Regions from separate parts of the Homo sapiens genome. Here region 2 is linked to region 1. Evidence: read pairs that join two places in POLR2A ChIA-PET (ENCODE). Cell type or tissue: OCI-LY7. All regions are shown on one strand. Links, peaks and the distances in the headings refer to the core of each region. The heading gives the core; the rest is flanking DNA.

Region 1 (2,916 bases), core at 132-2,631:
CCTGCTTTGTCCAAGCTGATTATGTGTCCACTAATACACTTCTCTCATAATCTTTGTGGGCATCCTTTGAATCTTACTGGGTTTCTTTCTGTTAAATGAAACACATACCTACAATTCTCTTCAAGATAGTCCCTTTTTTGGTCTGGGCTCAGAGTTGGGTGCTGTGGGACAATACCCTTAGGATTCTTAAAAGCCTTTTTGTCTATTTTGGAAACTCTATGAGGTACATCCTTAAATATTTCTACAGTCATTAAAAGGTATTTTACAGCCACCCCCTAGGAGTGTTAAAACAATTTTTGTTTTGTTTTGTTTTGTTTTTACTCAACACATTCTAGCTCTTTATTGTCTCCAAATTTTGTTTGAAAACTGAACAGTTCTTTTTTGACTCATCTTTCTCTACCTGCACCTTTTACTGTGTGTAGCTTTAAAAAAAATTTTTTTTTTAAATTTTTAAATGGCACTTTAAGCATTCTGCCTAGAAGTTTTCTTACTAAAATCCGTGGGTTCCTTGGGTATATTTTCTATTTTCCACATTACTACAAGTGATAATGTTAGCAAATTCTCTGCCACTACATTAATAGAGTTACCTTTTCTCCAGGCTCCAGTGACAATTTTCAGTCCTCCCAGCCTTCACCAGCAGTCTTCTCAAGACCTTACAGCTGGCCGGGAGCAGTGGCTAACTCCTGTAATCCTAGCACTTTGGGAGGCCAAGATGAGCGGATTGCCTGAGCTCAGGAGTTCGAGACCAGCCTGAGCAACATGGTGAAACCCCATCTCTGCTAAAATACAAAAAAAAAAATCATCCAGGCATGGTGGCAGGCGCCTGTAATCCCAGCTACGTGGGAGGCTGAGGCATGAGAATTGCTTGAACCCAGGAGGCGGAGGTTGCAGTGAGCCAAGGCCGTGCCACTGCACTCCAGCCTGGGCAACAAAGTGAAACTCTGTCTCAAAAAAAAAAAAAAAAAAAAAAAGACCTTACAGCTTCTTCCCTCTGCCTAAACTTGACACTTAGGCTCAGCTGATGTTTATGAGTGTCTGCATGTGGCCTTTCCATCAGGACCGTCTCAGGACTTGTAACCTGCTGTCTCAGGCTTCCCGGAGGGAGTGGTCCATGACACCAGAGGGGAAGCTGCCTGTTTCATGAGATCTGGGCAGACAGCATCATTTCCTCTGTATTCTAATGGTCAAAGCAGCCACAGAGCTTACCCAGATTCAAGGAGAGGAGACATAGCCTCCACCTGTCTGTGGGAGGAGTGTGGAAGAATTTGTGGCCATTTTTATTCACCTATAAGTGACATCATAGAGGGTTTTGCAGTCATGTTAAGGCTTTTTGTCTTAAGAATTTCACTGGGCACTCTGGTACATGCCGATAATCTCAGCTACTTGGAAGTCTGAGGCAGGAGGATCACTTGAGCACAGCAGTTTGAGACCAGCCTAAGAAACATAGTGAAACTTCATCTAAAAAATAAATGAATAAAATAAGAGTTGGAAGGCTGTCACATGATCTTTTGAAAAAGTCTCTCCACCTGCAGCATGGGAATAACTTAGAAAAAGGATATTAAAGGCTGAAGTTCTTTTTTAGTTCCTCTTTCTCTATTGTGCCTTATCATACAGTTTCCTGTGAACATTGCTGTCATAATTTGGCCCAGGGTGATGACAGTTGAGACAAGAGAACTGCAGATTATTGAGGTATTTGAATATAAAGTTAGTTAACTAATATTTCTTGAAGTCCATTTAGGGCGTAATTTTGTCTCCAAGTAGCCAATAAACTTACTTGTCAGATACCTTGCCAATATTGGAACCCTAAAACACCTAAATATTTACTGCAAGTTATATGTATTCACTCTGCACATAGATTTTGACTAACTCCCTATAAAGAACAGCCTCTGAGTAGAAATAGACAGTGGTCAATATAATGAAATCTCAGTACTCAGCTCAATAACATCCATAATTGAAATAACGTATTTGAAGTACATTTGCTGGGATTGATAAGATCCTCCTTGAGGATACTCGGGAATGATCACCTTTTCATTCAGTAAATATTTTTTGTGTGTTTGCTCTATGCTACAAATTTCTGGGCAGAGGAGTTACAGCAGCAAACAAAACAGACCAGGTTCCTGCTCTCCTTCTGATTATATTCTAATGAGGAGGACAGAGGTAAACAAGGACGCAGATGTGAAATCAATGAGATAACTGCAAACAGTGAAAAGTGCTATTTTTAAAAAATAAAAGAAAGCCAGTTGTGGTGACAGGTACCTGTAGTCCCTGCTACTTGGGAGTCTGAGGCTGGAGGATTGCTTGAAATCAGAAGTTCAAGGCCAGGCTGGCCAACAAAGTGAGACCCCCACCCCCAATCCTTTTAAAAAATAAAAATTAAGTAAACAAATAAATAAATAAGAGCAATGGGATAGAGTTATTTCTGGCCTGCTCTAAATATAGTAATCAAGGAAGACTCTCTGAGGAAGTTATATTTGAAGTCAAATGTGAACAAAAGAAAAGAGCTGGTTATAGGAAGATTGGGCAGTTTAGGGCAGCAGGCAAGAGGGAGCGAGCCGCAAGTACACCAGCCAAGGGCAGAAAGGAAATAGCATTGCAAAGCACAGAAAGAAACCATGTGGCTAATGGGTCCGGAATAAGGGGAAAAGTCATGTGAGATGAAGTAGAAGAAATAGGGAAATAGGCCGGGCGCGGTGGCTCATGCGTGTAATCCCAGCACTTTGGGAGGCCGAGGCAGGCGGATCATGAGGTCAAGAGATCAAGACCATCCTGGCCAACATGGTGAAACCCTGTCTCTACTAAAAATACGAAACTTAGCTGGGTGTGGTCAGGCGTGCCTGTAGTCCCAGCTACTCGGGACGCTGAGGTAGGAGAATCGCTTGAAGCTGGGAGGCGGAGGTTGCAGTGAGCCGAGATTGC
Region 2 (2,916 bases), core at 133-2,632, 160 kb before region 1:
TTCATCACCAGGAAAGGGGATTTATGGGAACAAGCTTCAAACCCAGTAGGAAATTCAGAGGTACTGAGATTTAATACTCGACTCAGCTTGACTTACTTAAAGCTGCTCTTTACTCGTTTCCTTCCTCCACCCTCCAGATTCACCAGATCCACTCAAAACTTATAAACTCCTTTAACACCAGAGACTGTGTTTTATAAAATGCTTTTGGTGTATTTACCCAGCCCCTGCTATGGTGCTGGGTACCCTGCAGATACTGTAAATGTTTGTGGGTAAGAATAATTCTACAGGGTCATGGTAAGCAAATTACCGTATGTATCACTGTTTACAATGTTCTATTCTTTCAAGATCATTTAAAAATGTTATTTGGAAGAGCTGTGACAAAGGGTATAAATTCTATTTAAAGAGGTAGGTATTTACTCTTATCCTTAAAAGGTAATTTTAAGCAATCTAAAACAAATTAAGTTTTCCACCAATTTCGGGCTTCCAGGGGAGTAAGAAAGGGCGGTTGCCAGGGAAATCTTCTCCTGATTGGGAAGCAACAATCATGCCTAGGGATCTGCACATTGCATAATTGTAATTTTCCTATTCTTGCTCTTTTTTTTTTTTTTTTCTGTTTTTGCTATGAGAAGAGCAAGCTAAAAAGGCTAAAGGGACATTTAAGCCAAGTCGCATTTGTCAAGGTGAAAGCTGTGTGGAGCAGAAAAGCAGTTCTCCCAGCTGCAAAGAAGATGCAAAGAAATCGAGTGAGTAGGGAATCTGAGAGCCCACTAAAAGTGCTTAGAAGGCCAACACATTACAGCCATTTCTCTAAAAAGTTGTAGGCAGGAACCTAAAGTCCAGGGTGGAGCCTTCTTACAAATGCTAAAACGCTGTTGGGATGCTTCAAGGCTCCCAAGCCACCCTTAAAGGTGTGGCTGTCCTGCAAGTTTTCTAATCACCCACTCCCTCCTCCAAACTGTTCATGCTTGTTTAAACAGCAGCTGCAAACAATACTTGGTAAGGCAGCCCCAGACCAGGAAACAACAACACTCTTTCACTTCAGAATTAAGTGTTTATTATTTTGAACCCTCTTTTAGCAGTGCTAGAAAATTAGTGACACGAGAACGTTTATGCTTATTTGAATGGTTACATTTTATTTTAAAAACCACGACTGTTGAGTGGGAGCGTGCACCCCATTCTCTTCTTCTTTTTTTTAGTTTATTGGTTCATTCACTTAATCATCACGGATTCATCAGAGGCAAGGTAATATTATTAAAAGCTTTGATGTCAGACAAATGCACATTTCTACCAATTATTATGACCTTGGGCAAGTCGTTTCATCTTTTTTTTTTTTTTTTTTTTTTTTTGACACAGAGTCTCACTCTGTCGGCCAGCTGGAGAGTGGTGGCACCATCATAGCTCACTGCAGCCTCAAACTCTTGGGCTCAAGCAATCCTCTTGTCTCAGCCTCCCAAATAGCTAGGACTATAGGCACATACCACCACCACACCAGCTACATTTAAAAAATTATTTTGTAGAGATGGGGTCTTGCTATGTTGCCTAGGCCGGTCTCAAACTCCTGGAATCAAGTGATCCTCCTGCCTTGGCCTCCCAAAGTGCTAGGATTACAGGCATGAGCCATTGCATTTTACCTTTTTGAATCTCAATTTTGAAGCAGTAAGATGGAAATAGTAATGCCTATTTCATACAACTGTTGCAAAGATTAAAATAAAGTAACATAGGCACTGCCCCTAGCTCATTGAGATTATTCCATAATTGTCAGATTTTTTCATGAATGTCAGATGCCTAACTCTCCTTTTTGAATCTCAATTTTGAAGCAGTAAGATGGAAATAGTAATGCCTATTCTATACAACTGCTGCAAAGATTAACATAAAGTAACATAGGCACTGCCCCTAGCTCATTGAGATTATTCCATAATTGTCAGATTTTTTCATGAATGTCAGATGCCCAACTCTCCTTTCATAATGTACATTTTTCTCCTCCTATTTACCATTCCTTTTCAAGCACAGGAAAGTCAAACAGGTTGATCCCTAAGTCACTGCCAAGCACCCTTATTTACCTGGCTGCTGTCATTGAAATACCTTGTGCTTGGGAAGGAATCAACAGCTGCTGAGGGGTAACTGTGCAAATAGAAGCCTATCCCTCATGCCCACCATTCAATTGCTACTTTTCCTTGCTCTACTGCCTTTGTTTTCACCAAATCAACCAAATGCCTAGGTTCCTTCCTCCCAGTTCTTTGGTTCCTGATGAAATAGAACTTTGCTTTATGTACTCACAGCCTTGGGTTCATCAGTTTTCCTCCCAAATCTCTGCAACCCAGAATAGCTCACAGAATCGCACAGGCCTGCCCTTGTATATTTTCAGGACATATGCTTCATTTCAGCTGTCCCGGCTTTCTAAGTGTCTTCATTCCTTTTGTGGCTCTCAGATTTCCCAAAATCTCACGCATTCTCATTACTCCACACCTCACCATGCAACTTCCCATCCTGAGATAATCCGCTCTCAAAGAGTCACGTGCACATGGCTTCATCTCTCAATCATCGTCTCACAGACCATCATTGGCACAGACTGTAATCTATTTAGCTACACTTTGATAACTGCAGCCCAGCCAAAGTGGGGCACTCAAGCTAGATGCCCTTGGGGAGAGACTTTTAAAACTAAGCGTTCCTACATCTGATAGAGTAGTTCTTGTAACTTTTCTTTCAAAGGGTTGTAACCCACTATTTGTTTATTAATTTTTTCCTTCAAACAGACCTTAAAACACTATGATATTATTTTCTTATCTAAAATATGTGCTTTGTAGTTTATCAAAAAATAACAATTGTTACCCAAAAGACATGTCAAAAGACATATATGAATATGCTAGAAGGGGGCGGGGGAGATTCCTGAACTGTGAATGGCAGACCTCAGCTTGG

The links. ChIA-PET counts read pairs that join two places held together with the same protein. Peaks named below come from ENCODE experiments on the same cell type or tissue, not always from the same donor. Only the 100,000 strongest peaks of a DNase experiment are listed, where the experiment ranks them.
Region 2: POLR2A ChIA-PET joins it to region 1 with 22 read pairs; 2 of 35 experiments call an interaction of 5 or more read pairs at or near these places.

Annotation. Positions count from the first base shown.
Region 1 is chr18:3,659,627-3,662,542 of GRCh38, reverse strand. The region is part of intron 7 of DLGAP1 (DLG associated protein 1); the gene reads left to right. Among named protein-coding and RNA genes, the nearest start is that of DLGAP1-AS6, 8.1 kb to the right of the region's middle. In OCI-LY7, for the core only: no CTCF peak of the experiment used is centred there; DNase peaks (open chromatin) are centred at 1,192 and 1,612; H3K4me3 peaks cover 1,750 bases; H3K27ac peaks cover 2,500 bases.
Region 2 is chr18:3,819,719-3,822,634 of GRCh38, reverse strand. The region is part of intron 4 of DLGAP1 (DLG associated protein 1); the gene reads left to right. Among named protein-coding and RNA genes, the nearest start is that of DLGAP1-AS3, 57 kb to the left of the region's middle. RefSeq lists an enhancer at 552-1,053. In OCI-LY7, for the core only: no CTCF peak of the experiment used is centred there; no DNase peak of the experiment used is centred there.